Linked DNA regions of Homo sapiens: region 1 is linked to region 2. Evidence: chromatin loops called from intact Hi-C (ENCODE). Cell type or tissue: B cell. All regions are shown on one strand. Links, peaks and the distances in the headings refer to the core of each region. The heading gives the core; the rest is flanking DNA. Region 1 overlaps RNFT2 (ring finger protein, transmembrane 2). Region 2 holds the start of HRK (harakiri, BCL2 interacting protein).

The links. Hi-C counts contacts between places; a loop is a spot of excess contacts. Peaks named below come from ENCODE experiments on the same cell type or tissue, not always from the same donor. Only the 100,000 strongest peaks of a DNase experiment are listed, where the experiment ranks them.
Region 1: it touches region 2 in a loop (3-fold over the local background); 2 of 110 quality-filtered maps call a loop at or near these places.

What each region holds. Positions count from the first base shown.
Region 1 is chr12:116,755,820-116,763,176 of GRCh38, forward strand. All of the region lies in intron 5 of RNFT2 (ring finger protein, transmembrane 2), which reads left to right. It also overlaps the pseudogene RPL21P105. Among named protein-coding and RNA genes, the nearest start is that of RNFT2, 21 kb to the left of the region's middle. RefSeq lists enhancers at 3,802-4,386, 3,912-5,111. In B cell, for the core only: no CTCF peak of the experiment used is centred there; a DNase peak (open chromatin) is centred at 4,122; H3K4me3 peaks cover 410 bases.
Region 2 is chr12:116,879,558-116,886,914 of GRCh38, forward strand. HRK (harakiri, BCL2 interacting protein) reads right to left here and starts at 1,884. Exons shown (of 2, transcript NM_003806.4): 1 at 1,419-1,884. The coding sequence starts at 1,750. The coding sequence ends at 1,475. RefSeq lists silencers at 413-613, 1,492-1,571 and an enhancer at 2,077-3,038. In B cell, for the core only: CTCF peaks have their summits at 1,527 and 3,439; DNase peaks (open chromatin) are centred at 1,554, 2,374 and 3,374; H3K4me3 peaks cover 2,126 bases; H3K27ac peaks cover 459 bases; H3K27me3 peaks cover 1,759 bases.

The DNA.
Region 1 (7,357 bases), core at 1,022-6,021, 120 kb before region 2:
AAGGCCTAGAGAACATATATCGGGTGCCTCTCCTCTTTCCCTTTGTGTTCGTCATTTTGGCGAATTACTAGAAGATGGCAGTTCCGGCTGAAAGGAAAAGATATGTCCTTATTTTTGTACCAGTACCATGCTGTTTTGGTGACTATGGCCTTATAGTATAGGTTGAAATCAGGTAGTGTGATGCCTCCAGCTTTTTCTTTTTGCTTAGTCTTGCTTCAGTTATGTGGGCTCTTTTCTGGTTCCATATGAATTTTGGAATTTTTTTTTTCTAATTCTGTGAAGAATGATGGTAGTATTTTGATGAGGATTGCATTGAATTTGTAGATTGCTTTTGGCAGTAGGGTCATTTTCACAGTATTGATTCTACCCATTCATGAGCATGGGATGTGTTTCCATTTGTTCGTGTCATCTATGATTTCTTTCAGCAATGTTTTGTAGTTGTCCTTGTAGAGGTTTTTCAACTCCGTGGTTAGGTATATTCCTAAGGTTTTTTTTTGTTTTTTGTTTTTTGTTTTGCAGCTATTGTAAAAGGGGTTGAGTTCTTGATGTGATTCTCTACTTGGTCGCCGTTGGTGTATAAAAGAGCTACTGACTTCTGTACATTAATCTTGTATCTGGAAAGTTTGTTTTATATTGGCTGTGGGTTTATCATAGATGGCTTTTATTACACTAAGGTATGTCCCTTGTATGCCATTTTGCTGAGAGTTTTAATCATAAAGGGATGCTGGATTTTGTCAAATGCTTTTTCTGCATCTATTGAAATGATCATGTGATTTTTGTTTTTAATTCTGTTTACGTGGTGTATCACATTTATTGACTTGTGCATGTTAAACCATCCCTGCATCCCTGGTATGAAACCCACTTGATCATGGTGGATTATCTTTTTGGTAATTTGTTGGATTCGGTTAGCAAGTATTTTGTTAAGGATTTTAGCATCTATGTTCATCAAGGATATCCATCTGTAGTTTTCTTTTTTGGTTATGTCCTTTCCTGGTTTTGGTATTAGGGTGATGCTGGCTTCATAGAATGAATTAGGGAGGGTTCCTTCTTTCTCTATCTTGTGGAATAATGTTAAAAAGATTGGTACCAATTCTTCGAATGTCTGGTAGAATTCTGCTGTGAATCTGTCTGGTCCTGAACTTTTTTTTGTTGGTAATTTTTAAATTACCATTTCAATCTCGCTGCTTGTTATTGGTCTGTTTAGGGTATCTAGTTCTTTCTGATTTAAGCGAGAAGGGTTGTATTTTTCCAGGAATTTATCCATCTCTTCTAGGTTTTCTAGTTTTTGTGCATAAAGGTGTTCATAGTAGCCTTGATTGGCCTTTTATATTTCAGTGGTGTCACTTGAAATATCTCCTGTTTCGTTTCTTAGTGAGGTCATTGGATTTTCTCTCTTCTTTTCTTGGTTAATCTTGCTAATGGTCTATCAGTTTTATTTATCTTTTCAAAGAATCAGCTTCTTGTTTCGTTTATCTTTTGAATTTTTTTGTTTCAATTTCATTTAGTTCTGCTCTGATCTTGGTTATTTCCTTTCTTCTGCTGGGTTTGGATTTGGTTTCTTCTTGTTTCTCTAGTTCCTTGAGGGGTGACCTTGGAGTGTCAGTTTGTGCTCTTTCAGTCTTTTTGATGTAAGCATTTAGGGCTATGAGCTTTCCTATTAGCACCACCTTTGCCATATCCCAGAGGTTTTGATAGGTTGTGTCATTATTGTCATTCAGTTTGAAGAATTTTTTAATTTCCATCTTGATGTCATTTTTGATCCAATGCTCATTCAGGAGCAGGTTATTTAATTTCCATGTGTTTGCATGGTTTTGAAGGTTCCTTTGGGAGTTGATTTCCAGTTTTATTCTGCCGTGGTCTGAGAGAGTACTTGATATAATTTCAATTTTCTTAAATTTATTGAGGCTCGTTTTGTGGCCTATCATATAGTCTATCTTGGAGAAAGTTCCATGCGCTGTTGAATAGAATGTGTATTCTGCGGTTGTCAGATGAAATGTTCTGTATGTATCTGTTAAATCCATTTGTTCCAAGGTATAGTTTAAATCCATTGTTTCTTTGTTGACTTTCTGTCTTGATGACCTGTCTAGTGCTGCCAGTGGAATACTGAAGTCCCCTACTATTACTATGTTGCTGTCAATCTCATTTCTTAGGTCTGTTAGTCATTGTTTTATAAATGTGGGAGCTCCAGTGTTAGGTGCATATATATTTAGAATTGTGATATTTTCCTGTTGGACAAGGCCTTTTACCATTATATAATGTCCCTCTTTGTCTCTTTTAACCACTGTTGCTTTAAAGTTTGTTTTGTCTGATATAAGAATAGCTACCCCTGCTTGCTTTTGGTGTCCATTTGCATGAAATGCCTTTTTCCACCCCTTTAAGTTTATGTGAGTCCTTATGTGTTAGGTGAGTCACCTGAAGGCAGCAGATGGTTGGTTGGTGAGTTCTTATCTATTCTGTGATTCTGTGTCTTTTAAGTGGAGCATTTAGGCCACTTACATTCAATGTTAGTATTGAAATGTGAGGTACCATTGCATTCATCATGCTCTTTGTTGCCTGTGTACTTTGGTTTTTTCATTTTTTGTTTTTGCTTTTTAACTTGTATTTTTGTTTTATGGTCCTGTGTGATTTATGCTTTAAAGAGGGTCTGTTGTGATGTGTTTCCAGGATTTGTTTCAAGATTTAGAGCTCCTTTTAGCAGTTCTTATAGTGGTGACTTGGTAATGGCAAATTCTTGGTAATGGGTGAATTCTCTTAGCATTTGTTTGTCTGAAAATACTGTATCTTTCCTTCATATATGATTGTTAGTTTCACTGGATACAAAATTCTTGGCTAATCATTGTTTTGTTTGAGGAGGCTGAAGATAGGGCCCCAATCCCTTCTAGCTTGTAGGGTTTCTGCTGAGAAATCTGCTGTTAATCTGATGGGTTTTCCTTTATAGGTTAGCTGGTGCTTCTGTCTCACAGCTCTTAAGATTGTTTCCTTCGTTTTAACTTTGGATAACCTGATGACAGTGTGCCTAGGCAAAGACCTTTTTGCGATGAATTTCCCGGGTGTTCTTTGTGCTTCTTGTATTTGGATGTCTAGGTCTCTAGCAAGGCCGGGGACGTTTTCCTCGATTATTCCCCCAAATATGTTTTCCAAGCTTTCAGAATTCTCTTCTTCAGGAACACTGATTATTCTTAGGTTTGGTCATTTAACATAATCCCAGACTTCTTGGAGGCTTTGTTCATATTTTCTTATTCCCTTTTCTTTGTCTTTGTTGGATTGGGTTAATTCAAAGACCTTGTCTTCGAGCTCTGAATTTCTTTCTTCTACTTGTTCAATTCTATTGCCGAGACTTTCCAGAGCATTTCGCATTTCTAAAAATGTGTCCAAAGTTTCCTGAATTTTTAATAGTTTTTTCTTTAAGCTATCTATTTCCTTGAATATTTCTCCCTTCACTTCTTGTATCATATTTTGGAATTCGTTGCACTGGGCTTTGCCTTTCTCTGGTCCCTCCCTGATTAGCTTAATAACTAACTTTCTGAATTCTTTTTCAGGTAAATCAGGGATTTCTTCTTGGTTTAGATCCATTGCTGGTGAACTAGTGTGATTTTGGGGGAGTGTTGAAGAGCCTTGTTTTGTCATATTACCAGGGATGGTTTTCTGGTTCCTTCTCATTTGGGTAGACTCCGTCAGACGGAAGGTCTAGGGCTGAAGGCTGTTGTTCAGATTCTTTTGTCCCAGGGGGTTTTCCCTCTTTTTGGTACTCTTCCCCCTTTTCCTATGGATGTGGCTTCCTGTGAGCCAAACTGCAGTGATTGTTGTCTGTCTTCTGGGTCTAGCCACCCAGCGAGTCTACCTGGCTCCAGGCTGGTACTGGGGGTTGTCTGCACAGAGTCCTGTGATGTGAACTGTCTATGGGTCTCTCAGCCATGGATACCAGTGCCTGTTGCCATGGAGGTGGTGGAGGGTGCAATGGACTCCGTGAGGGTTCTTAGCTTTGGTGGTTTAATGCGCTATTTTTGTGCTGGTTGGCCTCCTGCCAGGAGGTGGCGCTTTCCAGAGAGCATCAGCTGTGGTAGCGTGGCGAGGAACCCGTGGAGCTCTAGAACTCTCGAGTTTCTATGGCCTTTGTCTTCCGCTACCAGGGTGGGTAGGAGGGAAGGACCATCGGGTTGGGGTGAGGCTAGGCGTTTCTGACCTCTCACTCTCCTTGGGCGGGTCTTGCTATGGGTTAAGTAGATGACATTCCCAGGTCACTGGTGTTGTGTACCAAGGAGGATTATGGTTGCTTCTGCTGAGTCATGCAGGTTGTCAGGGAAGTGGGGGAAAGCTGGCAGTCACAGGCCTCACCCAGCTCCCCTGCAAAACGAAGGGCCGGTCTCACTCCCACCATGCCCACCACAACAGCCCCCAGACCATTTCCAGGTGGAGAGCGATAGGGGCTTGAAAACCTGCCCCAGACTATCCGCCTCCCAGCTGCCAAAGAAGAGGGTTTAGTTCGTGCCGCCGCTGTGGAGTCTGCACACTGGATTTGCACCCTCCCCTGAGTTCTGGCCAGGAGGCTTCTTACCCTGTTCAAATTGTTACACAGTTCAGCTAGAGATTTGCTTCTCCCTGTGGAGTTTTAGCCCTTGCTCCTACCCATTGGATCCCCGTGGTGCCAGACAGGAATGGGCTGCTGGGGGACCCAGTGAGCTCCCAGGGCCTTGCTGCTGCTTCCTCTACGCCTGTATTTTGCTTGGCTTTCCAAATTGACTCAGCGCCAGATAAAGTTGGAAACTTCTCCTGCAAACAGACCTTCAGCTTCCCCCGTGAGGGTGAGTGTTCGGGAGAGGAGGGTCTCCCTTTCCCACTTCCGCAGTTGGGGCATTCGCAGTTTTGGGGGGCTCTCCTGGGTCCTGCAGGAGCAGTCCGTTTCCTTCAGAGAGTCTGTGGGTCCTCTCGGGATTGCTGGTTTGTCCTTGCAGTCAATCTGGTGCTAAAATTCACAATGCGAGCTGCCGCCCGCTGCTCTCTCTGGAGCTGCAATCTAGTCCTGCCTCCCATCCGCCATGATCTCACCAAAACCTCTTCTTTTATTTCATAATTTTTAGAGACAGAGTCTTGCTCTGTTGTCCAGGCTGCAGTGCAGTGGCATGACCATAGCTCATTGTAGCCTCCAACTCCCGGATTCAAGCAATCCTCTGACCTCAGCCTCCTAGGGAGGCCATTCTTCGGTCTATCACCCCTGGGTAGATCCCTGAATGTTCCTTCTTTCTCCCCTCCAACAGCAGCATCTCCTCCACGTACACCTAGCCCAGTCCCTTTACGCCGCAGACATTCAGCTCATTAGCTCACTTTCATTTTTTGTTTTTTTCTTTTTGAGACGGAATCTTGCTCTGTTGCCCAGACTGGAGTGCAGTGGCATGATCTTGGCGCACTGTAACCTCTGCCTCCCAGGTTCAAGCAATTCCTCTGCCTCAGTCTCCCCAGTAGCTGGGACTACAGACACACACCACCACGCCTAGCTAATTTTGTATTTTTAGTAGAGACGGGGTTTCACCATGTTGGCCAGGCTGGTCTCAAACTCCTGACCTCCGGTAATCCGCACACCTTGGCCTCCAAAAGTGCTGGGTTTACAGGCGTGAGCCACCATGCCTGGCCCCATTAGGTTACTTTCATTCCACCTTCATGCTTATGGCCATTCCTCTTATGCTGCTGGGTGGACATAGAGCTTCACCACCATCCTCCTGCATGTCCTCTGTGTCTGCTGAGCACTAACTGCGTGCCCGGCACAGTACTGAGCCCATTGCTCATCTCAGCAGGTTCATCCCAGCAACCTGGGAGGGAAACAAAATCATTTTTCTGTCATTTTCCCACTGAGGAAACAGTGGCTCAGAGACACTAAGTTCCTTACCTGAGGTCACACAGCCAGTGCAAGTGATGGCATCATGATTTGCACCTGGGTAGTTGAGCCCGTGCTCATTCCAGGTTCAAATCCCTGCTCCTCCACCCACCTGCAGACCCTCAATTAGGTTACCTTGGTGATCTCAGCCTCAGGTGCCGCCTCTGGAAAAGAGCCTGTTGGCACCAATTCACAAACCCATTGAAAGGATTGAATGAAATAGTGCATCCAGGCCGGTCGCGGTGGCTCACGCCTGTAATCCCAACTACTCAGAAGGCTGAGGCATGAGAATCATTTGAATCTGGGAGGCAGAGGTTGCAGTGAGCCGAGATCACACCACCACCCTCCAACCCGGGTGACAGAGTGAGACTGTCTCAAAAAAAAAAAAAAAACAGAAAAAAAGAAAAGAGCCAGGCACTGTGGCTCATGCATGCAATCCCAGCATTTTGGGAGGCCAAGGCAGGTGGATCACTTGAGGTCAGGAGTTTGAGACCAGCCTGAACAACGTGGTGAAACCCCGTCTCTACTAAAAAGATACAAAATTAGCCAGCCATGGTGGCTCACACCTGTAATCCCAGCTACTTGGGAGGCTGAGGCAGGAGAATTGCTTGAACCTGGGAGGTGGAGGTTGAAGTGAGCCAAGATTGTGTCATTGCACACCAGCCTGGGTTGAGATGGTTTGATGGTTTGAGATGGTTTCACTCCATCTCAAAACAAAAAAAAAAAACAAAGAAAGAAATAGTGCATACAAGGTGTTTAGCACAAGTACTGGGTATGGTGGCCTATGCCTGTAATCCCAGCAACTCAGGAGGCTGAGGCGGGAGGATCCCTTGAACCCAGGAGTTTGAGACCAGTCTGGGCAACATAGCAAGACCCCTTTCTTCTCTACCAATTTTTTTTTTTTTTTTTGAGATGAAGTCTCACTCTGTCACCCAGGCTGGAGTGCAGTGGTGCAATCTCGGCTCACTGCAACCTCTGCCTCCCAAGTAGCGAGATTACAGGTGTGCACCACCAAGATTACCAAGTGATTCTCCTGCCTCAGCCTCCTGAGTAGCTGAGATTACAGGTGCATGCCACCATGCCTGGCTAATTTTTATATTTTTAGTAGAGATGGGGTTTCACCACGTTGGCCAGGCTGGTCTTGAACACTTGACCTCAGGTGATCCGACCACCTCAGCCTCCCAAAGTGCTGGGATTACAGGCGTGAGCCACCATACCTGGCTTGCAAAAGTTTTTTTAAAAAGTTAGCCAGGTGTGGGGGCATGTGCCTGTCATCCTAGCTACTCAGGAGGCTGAAGCAGGAGGATTGCTTGATCCCAGGAGTTTGAGGCTGCAGTGAGCTATGATTGCACCACTGCACTCTAGCCTGGGCAACAGAACAAGACCTTCTCTGTTTAAGAAAAAATAAAAAGAAGGCAATGTTTAGCATGGTGCCTGGCATGTAGGAAACATTTAATTGAGCTAGTTTTCAAAAGTCTGTGCTTTCAG
Region 2 (7,357 bases), core at 845-5,844:
AGGAGAGAGAGAAGGTAGGGAGAAGTGGATGGGACCCCCGGCGCCCGGGAGCCGGGCAGAGAGCGCCCCGAAGCGCGCATTTCTCTTCGCCAGCGCCCGGGCTGCGCGGGCCCACGCGACATCTGTCGCCTGCGGTCCCGGCTCACACCCCGCGCACCCCCGCAGCTCCCTGGGCGCTGCCACCCCCCACGCTCCGGCTGCCGCCTTTCCCCGCGGGCGCAGACGCTCGGGCCTCGCCTTCAGGCGCCGCTCCAACTTCCCAGGGTGTCTGCGGCGCGCGGCGGGGCTCGGGGGCGGGGACCTAAGGGCGGCTGGCTATGTCACCTTCGAGCTTCACCTTCCGGCCCTAGACCCATCTATGGTGGGCTCAGCCTGATTCTCTCTCCCTCATTCTCTGCAGCGCTCCTCGCTACTCCAGGATCCAGAGTAGTAAGACGATGCTTACGCTGTGTGCTTCCTCAAAGCGCCTAGCACAGTGCCAGGCGCACAGCTAGGGCACAATGATCCCCCCACCCCAAGAGCCTAGTACCTTCCTCCCACTGATACCAACCACACTAGGTGCTCAGTACCCACTTCCTGTCCTAAGTTCTCAACACATGACCTCCCTAAACAGTGCCCAGCACCCCGAAGGAGCTCAATAAATGTTCCTTCCTTAAGGCTTCCCATTGGAGTTTCCCTGAAAGCCCCCTATTCCAGCCCACTCCGAGGGCGTCTCCTTCCCGTAGCAGCTACAACCGTCTGGGGAGAAGGAAGCCAAACTCCTTAAACAGGACACCTCACTCGAGAAGGAGCGAAGTTGGCAGGGCAGAGGAAAATTGCAAATGCGCGGAGCTTGGGAAGAAAGATTGGGCCAGCCAGAAACCTGGAGGGGGAGGAAGTCTCGAGATGCGCTTGGGGTGCCAGATAATGGGGATCAGAGATTGGAGAAGTGACACTTAGGGACAAGAGGTTGGGAGCAAAGGTGATGGAGACGGGGGCGACTCAGGAACGGCAAGAGGATTGGAACGGGACCGGGGACCTTTCTTGGAAGTGCGATAGATTTTAAGTATTTGGCGTGGCTTACAACTACATTCCCATAGCAAGCACACTTTTTACTTGCATTGTGTGTTTATTTGTGGGGCTGGTGGGGATTATGGAGGCTGAAGTCCTCCGCAAGCCACTGAGCTATAAGTGAGTAGCAAGATGCGCTTAAGGACTCGCAGAGATGGGGGCAGAAACGGTGGACCTTACACTTGGAAGGGAAGACTGGGGACTGGGTAGAAGAGGAGAGGTGGAGATGCTTGCAAGAGAAGAGAACGGAGGAAGAAGGAGAAGGGAAAAGAAGAAAGCCAAACTTGCCACTCTCCCGCTCCCGGGCCAGCCCAGCGTCTCCAGTGCCCAGCTGCCGCGCCCCGGCTCTCGCTCGCTCGCTCGCGTACCTGTTGCTCGCTCCGGCTGGGTCTCGGCTCCGGCCCCACCAAGAAGCCCCGCGTTCCTACAAGTTCCGCCTGCCGAGCAGCCAGGCCGCCAGCGCCGCCACCTGCGCGGCCGCGCACAGCCAAGGCCAGTAGGTGGGGAGCGCGCCGGGCGCCGGCGCCCTCCGGCTCCGCGCGCGGCGCCGCCACATGGTGCGCTGGTGCAGCTCGTCGCCTAGCGCCTTGAGCCGGGCGGCGGTGAGCTGCGCGGCGGACGAGCGCAGCCCCAGGCGACCCGCGCTGCAGGCGCACACGGCCGGGGGGCCGCGGCCGCGGTGCAGGGGGCACGGGCACATGACCGCTGGCCTCGCTCCCGCCCCGCGCTCGGGCCGCCCCTCGCCTCCTCTCCCTCCGGCCTCTGCGCCCGCTGCCGCCGCGCTCCAGCCGCCGGGGGCCTCCCCTGGACACCAAGTTTCTCCTTGTGTTGTGCGTTTGTTGTGCTGACGGCGCTATTATTAATTAAAGTGTCACATGGTGGAGGGGGGCGGGGAGGGGGGTTACATCATCCGGCCCCCGGGGGTTGGGGGGGGGGCTGCAGGCAGAAGAAACCGAGAGGTAACTTTTAACCCTAGCGGCGCCGGCAGCTAGGGAGCGCGAGGTTTGGGAGACGGGGAGCGCGGCGCGGGGCGGCGCGAGAAGGCTCCCCGCAGCGGAGGTCCTGGGCTTTGGGGGTCTCGGGGGACCCCCGCGGAGGCGCGGAGCGCGAGGGAAGGTTGTTCTCCTTCCCCTTTTCCTGAATTCAGCTCGAGTTCCGATTTGGCGAGGGAAAAAGGCTTGTTTGCCGTTTTGGATGAAGCTGATGCTGAATTCGGCTGCATTATTCAAAAATATTCCGAGGCTGTTGTTTTGTTTGGGGGAGGTGGGTGGATTCAAAATCTTATGGAAGGGTCAGATTACACCCAACTTGCCTCGTTTCAGGTCTGACTTGGCACCTGTAGGCTTTCAGCCTGACCCTAACGTGCCCCCAGCGCCTGGCTAGAAACCTGACCCTAAAGTGCCCCCAGCGCCCGGTGGGAGGCTGGATGGGCCCACCTGAGCTCGCGTGGGGCGCGGACGGAGGCATTCTCGCTGCCCGGCACCCGCACCCAAAAGACCCTCGCAAGGGGCTTTCTAAAGGGAAACTTCTTGTCTGCTTTCTTTGTGAACATTATTTTCCTGATGGCGTTACAGTTTTCTGCGATGACCCCGATTTAATGCGCAGTGGAGACCCTAAGGGGTCGGCGAGAGGAGGGGCGCGGGGGACTTTAATTCCCCCTTTTCCAATCCGACAGCCACTCCTGTGCACCTCCAGACTGGAGCGTCTGCAGTTGTCACAAACGGTGAAGGTTCAGATGGGCTGGGCGGCTGTCAGGATTCTGTGGGGGAGAATGAAACCTGTGATCTTAAATCGACTGGGATTCAGACAACTTTGGGATTCAGACCATCGGGATGAGTCCAGAGATGGCTCCAAGTTGGGAGTCTGGAACCTGCTGAGGGAGCTTCCGTTCTTGCCTTCCCACCGCAGAGTATAACCAAGATTCTTCGAGTCTGTGAACTTAGTTTTGGTCTGAATTGATCAGGAGGAGAAATGTCCCTTTTGGCCCACAGCGTGGTGAAATGACAACAAAGTCAGGGCTCAAAGCCCACAACACTGTGTGATTCTGGTGGCCTTTTCCCTCACCCAGCTCCAATTATTCTAGGCTTCATAATGGCCAAGACCTACTGCGCATCTTCTATGTCTGGCACCTGTGGGCTTTGGGCGCCCTTGCCTCTGCTGCCTAAAGGTAAATCTCCCAACAATTCTACATGCAATTACTATAATATTTCAAAGATGAGGAAGCTGAGGCACAGGTAGGTAAGGGTTCTTGCCCTAGCTCACAGAGTAGCTAAGAATGAAACCGTCATCTGAACTAGGGCAGTATGCCGCAGGCTCTAAGCTCTTAACCACGGTTTTATACTGCCCCCTGTAATCTGGGAATAATAATACCTCCATCCCAGGATTGGGGCAGAGATTAAATGAGAGAAATGTGTGCCAAGCACCTGGCACGCAGTGGGCCCTGGATAGACCTTGGTTCCCTTTGCTTCTCGCCAGAACCACTTCCCATTCTCCTGGGACTCACCTCCTTAATCCCCCTAGTCTTTACAGAGGGGACCTGATCCATTGCCCGGGTGTAGCGTTCCAAGAATGAAGACACAGTGTCTATTTAAAAAGCCCTTTGGATTTAAATTGAACAATTCCCTCCCCCCATTTTTAATCTGCACGCTTTTAACGGCTCACTTCATGGACATTAATTTTAATGGGACGATTATTACCCTGTTTGGAAGCCTGCCCCTCGAAATGCTGGGCTCGCAAGGTGGCGCTGGGTCGGGTCCCAGCAGCTTGGATGTTGTCTGTAGAAGAGGGGGTGCAATCTTGGCCGTGGGGATGCAACGTTCAGCAGAGGGGGAAGAGAAGGGGGTGATGAAAAAGTGGGAGAGAAGGAAGGACCTCTCTCTCCCTGACACTCTTAAGTCTGGCAGTCCTTAATTTGCACACATGAGTTATCCTGTGCTATTGGACCACTTACTAACTGGGGAGCATGGCCTTGAGAGGTGGCTTTTTGGAGCCTCCATTCTCTCAACTGTAAAGTGGGAATAATAATAGTACCCACCTCCCAGCCTAAATACCAGGAAAGCCCTTACTTAGCACAGTGCCTCCTGGCCCATCATTAGGTTTTTTGTTTTTTGTTTGTTTGTTTGTTTGTTTTTTAGACAGAGTCTTGCTCTGTCACCAGGCTGGAGTGCAGTGGCACGATCTTGGCTCACAGCAACCTCCACCTCCAGGTTCAAGCGATTCTCCCGCCTTGGCCTCCCCAGTAGCTGGGAGTACAGACACCCGCCACCACGCCCAGCTTATTTTTGTATTTTTAGTAGAAATGGGGTTTTGCCATGTCGGCCACGCTCGTCTCGAACTCCTAACCTTCAGTGATCCTCCTGCCTTGGCTTCCCAAAGTGCTGGGATTACAGGCATGAGCCACCATGCCCGGTCCCATCACTAGCATTTAATAAATGTTGACTACTGTTAATATTTTAGAGTGGATCATGTAGTTGTCAAATAGTGTACTTTGAAGAATGTTGGGGATCCACACCCTCAAATATATATAGTTCCCCTATTGTGAATTGGTGATTCCATTGCTGATATTAAGCATTGCTCAAAGAAAGCAAATTCTTTGGGAGGGTAACATGTCTCCTAGCACTTTTTAAATTGTCTTAATTTTTATTAAAAAAAATTTTTTTTTTAAATGGTGTTTCTCTCTGTGGCCCAGGTTGGAGTGCAGTGATGAGATCATAACTCACTGCAACCTCCAGCTCCTGGGCTCAAGCAATCCTCCCACCTCAGCTCTGGAGTAGCTGGGACCACAGACACACACCACCACACCTGGCTAATTTTAAAAAAACTTTTAGAGATTTTTTTGGGTCTTGCTATGTTGCCTAGGCTGGTCTTGAACTCCTGGGCTCAAGTAATCCTCCCACCGCAGCCTCTCGAGTGGCTAGAACTAGAGGCGTGCACCACCGTGCCAAGCTTCTCCTAACAGTTTAGTAAAAATGAGTTGTCGATTTCAATGTTTAACTTAATAAGCACTTATATAGTGCTCGCTCTGTGCCAGGTGCTGTTCTAAGTTCTCTAGACACATAACTCCTTTAATTCCCCTAATAACCCTATGAGACAGATACTATTGTTAGCCCAACGTTATGTATGCATAAACCAAGGCAGAGGGGTTAAGTAACTCATCCAAAGTCACACACCTGCCACGCCCCAGAGTTTGAGCCCTTTAGAATTAGGGTGACAAATGGTTACTGGGGACTTGGGAAGAGGGAGGGAGGCTGTAGTGGGATGAATTCTGTCCCCCCTGCCACCGCTCCACCCCAAATTGATAACCCCTGGAACTTCAAAATGTGGCTATATTTGGAGATAGCATCTTTAAGTAATTAAGTTAAAATGAGGTCATTAGGATGGACCTGAATCCATTATGACTGGTGTCCTCATAAGAAGAGGAAATTAGGACACAGACACAGACACACAGAAGGAAGACCATGTGAAGACAGAGGAAGAAGGCATCTACCAGCCAAGGAGAGAACCTAGAACAGGTCTTTCCTTCACAGCCCTCAGAAGGAACTAACCCTGCCCGGGCCTGGTGGCTCACACCTGTAATCCCAGCACTTTGGGAGACCCAGGCGGGTAGATTGCTTGAGCACAGGAGTTCAAGACTAGCCTGGGCAACATGGTGAAACCCTGTCTCTACAAAAAAAAAAAAATAGCTGGCATGGTGGTGTGCTCCTGTGGTTCCCAGCTACTCAGGCGGCTGAGGTGGAAGGATTGCTTGAGCCCAGGAAATCAAGGCTGCAGTGAGCCGAGATCATGCCATTGTGTTCCATCCTGGGTGACAGAATGAGGAGTGAGGCCCAGTCTCAAAAAAAAAAAAAAAAAAAGGAACCAACCCTGTCAACTCATTGAACTTGAACTTCCAGCCTCTAGAACTGTGAGAAAATAAATTTTTGTTGTTTAAGCCCCTGAGACTGTGGCATGTTGCTATGGCACCCCTAGCAAACAAATATAGAGAGGAACAACATCCTAAACAGGAAGCTAGAAGCAGATATTTCACCAGACTCTGGCTGCTTTTACTGTGGGGCACATGTGAGGACATTTTTCTGTGTTCTTGGGAAGGATGGGTTCTAGGACTGTTTGCCTGTTCCTCTTTTTTTTTTCTTTTTTTTTTTTTGAGACGGAGTCTTGCTCTGTCTCCCAGGCTGGAAAGCAGTGATGCAATCTCAGGTCACTGCAACCTCAGCCTCCCATGTTCAAGCGATTCTCCTTCCTCAGCCTCCCAAGTATCTGGGATTACAGGTGCCCACCACTGCACCTGGCTAATTTTTGTATTTTTAGTAGACACGGGGTTTCACCATCTTGACCAGGCTAGTCTCGAACTCCTGACCTTGTGATCTACCCGCCTCAGCCTTCCAAAGTGCTGGGATTACAGGCGTGAGCCACAGTACCCGGCCCCTGCCTGTTCCTCTTCTTCCTCATTGGTGTCCTGTTGGAGATCTTTAAGGGAGGAAGAGTTTTAGGAGATTATTTTGGAAAACAGTTTGTGGAACTCCAGTTCATCATACAGGGAAAACTTTTCTACCAGTTGCAAAAAATGCAACCTCTTTCTCATGAAGTAAAGAAATGGGAAAGGCTTTCTAGTCCATGAATGTTTCCTGTGGTCTCCCGGCTTAAAACCAGGCACACAGCAGGCACTCAAACTTTTTTTGAAATATAGACTCAGGCCGGACTCAGTGGCTTACACCTGTAATCCTAGCACTTTGGGAGGCTGAGGTGGGCAGATTGCCTGAGCTCAGGAGTTCGAGACCAGCCTGGGCAACATGGCAAAACCCTATCTCTACTAAAAATACAAAAAATTAGCCGAGTGTGGTGGTACGCGCCTGTACTCCCAGCTACTCAGGAGGCTGAGGCACGAGGATTGCTTGAACCTGGGAGGCTGAGGTTGCAGTGAGCTGAGATTGCACCACTTCGCTCCAGCCTGGGGAATAGAGTAAGACTCTGTCTCAAAAAAAAAAAAAATTAAAAAAAAAGAAGTAAAGACTCAATGAATGAATGAACAAATAGTAAGCATCCTGATTTGTCTCTCGCTTCCTTTTTTTTTTTTTTTTTTTTTTGAGATGGAGTCTCACTCTGTTGTCCAGGCTCCAGTGCACTGGCGTGATCTCAGCTCCCTGCAACCTCTGCCTCCCAGGTTCAAGTGATCCTCCTGCCTCAGCCGCCCGAGTAGCTGGAATTACAGGTGTGCTCCGCCATGCCCAGCTATTTTAGTAGAGACGGGGTTTCACCATGTTGCTCAGGCTGGTCTCAAACTCAAGTGATCCACCTGCCTCGGTCTCCC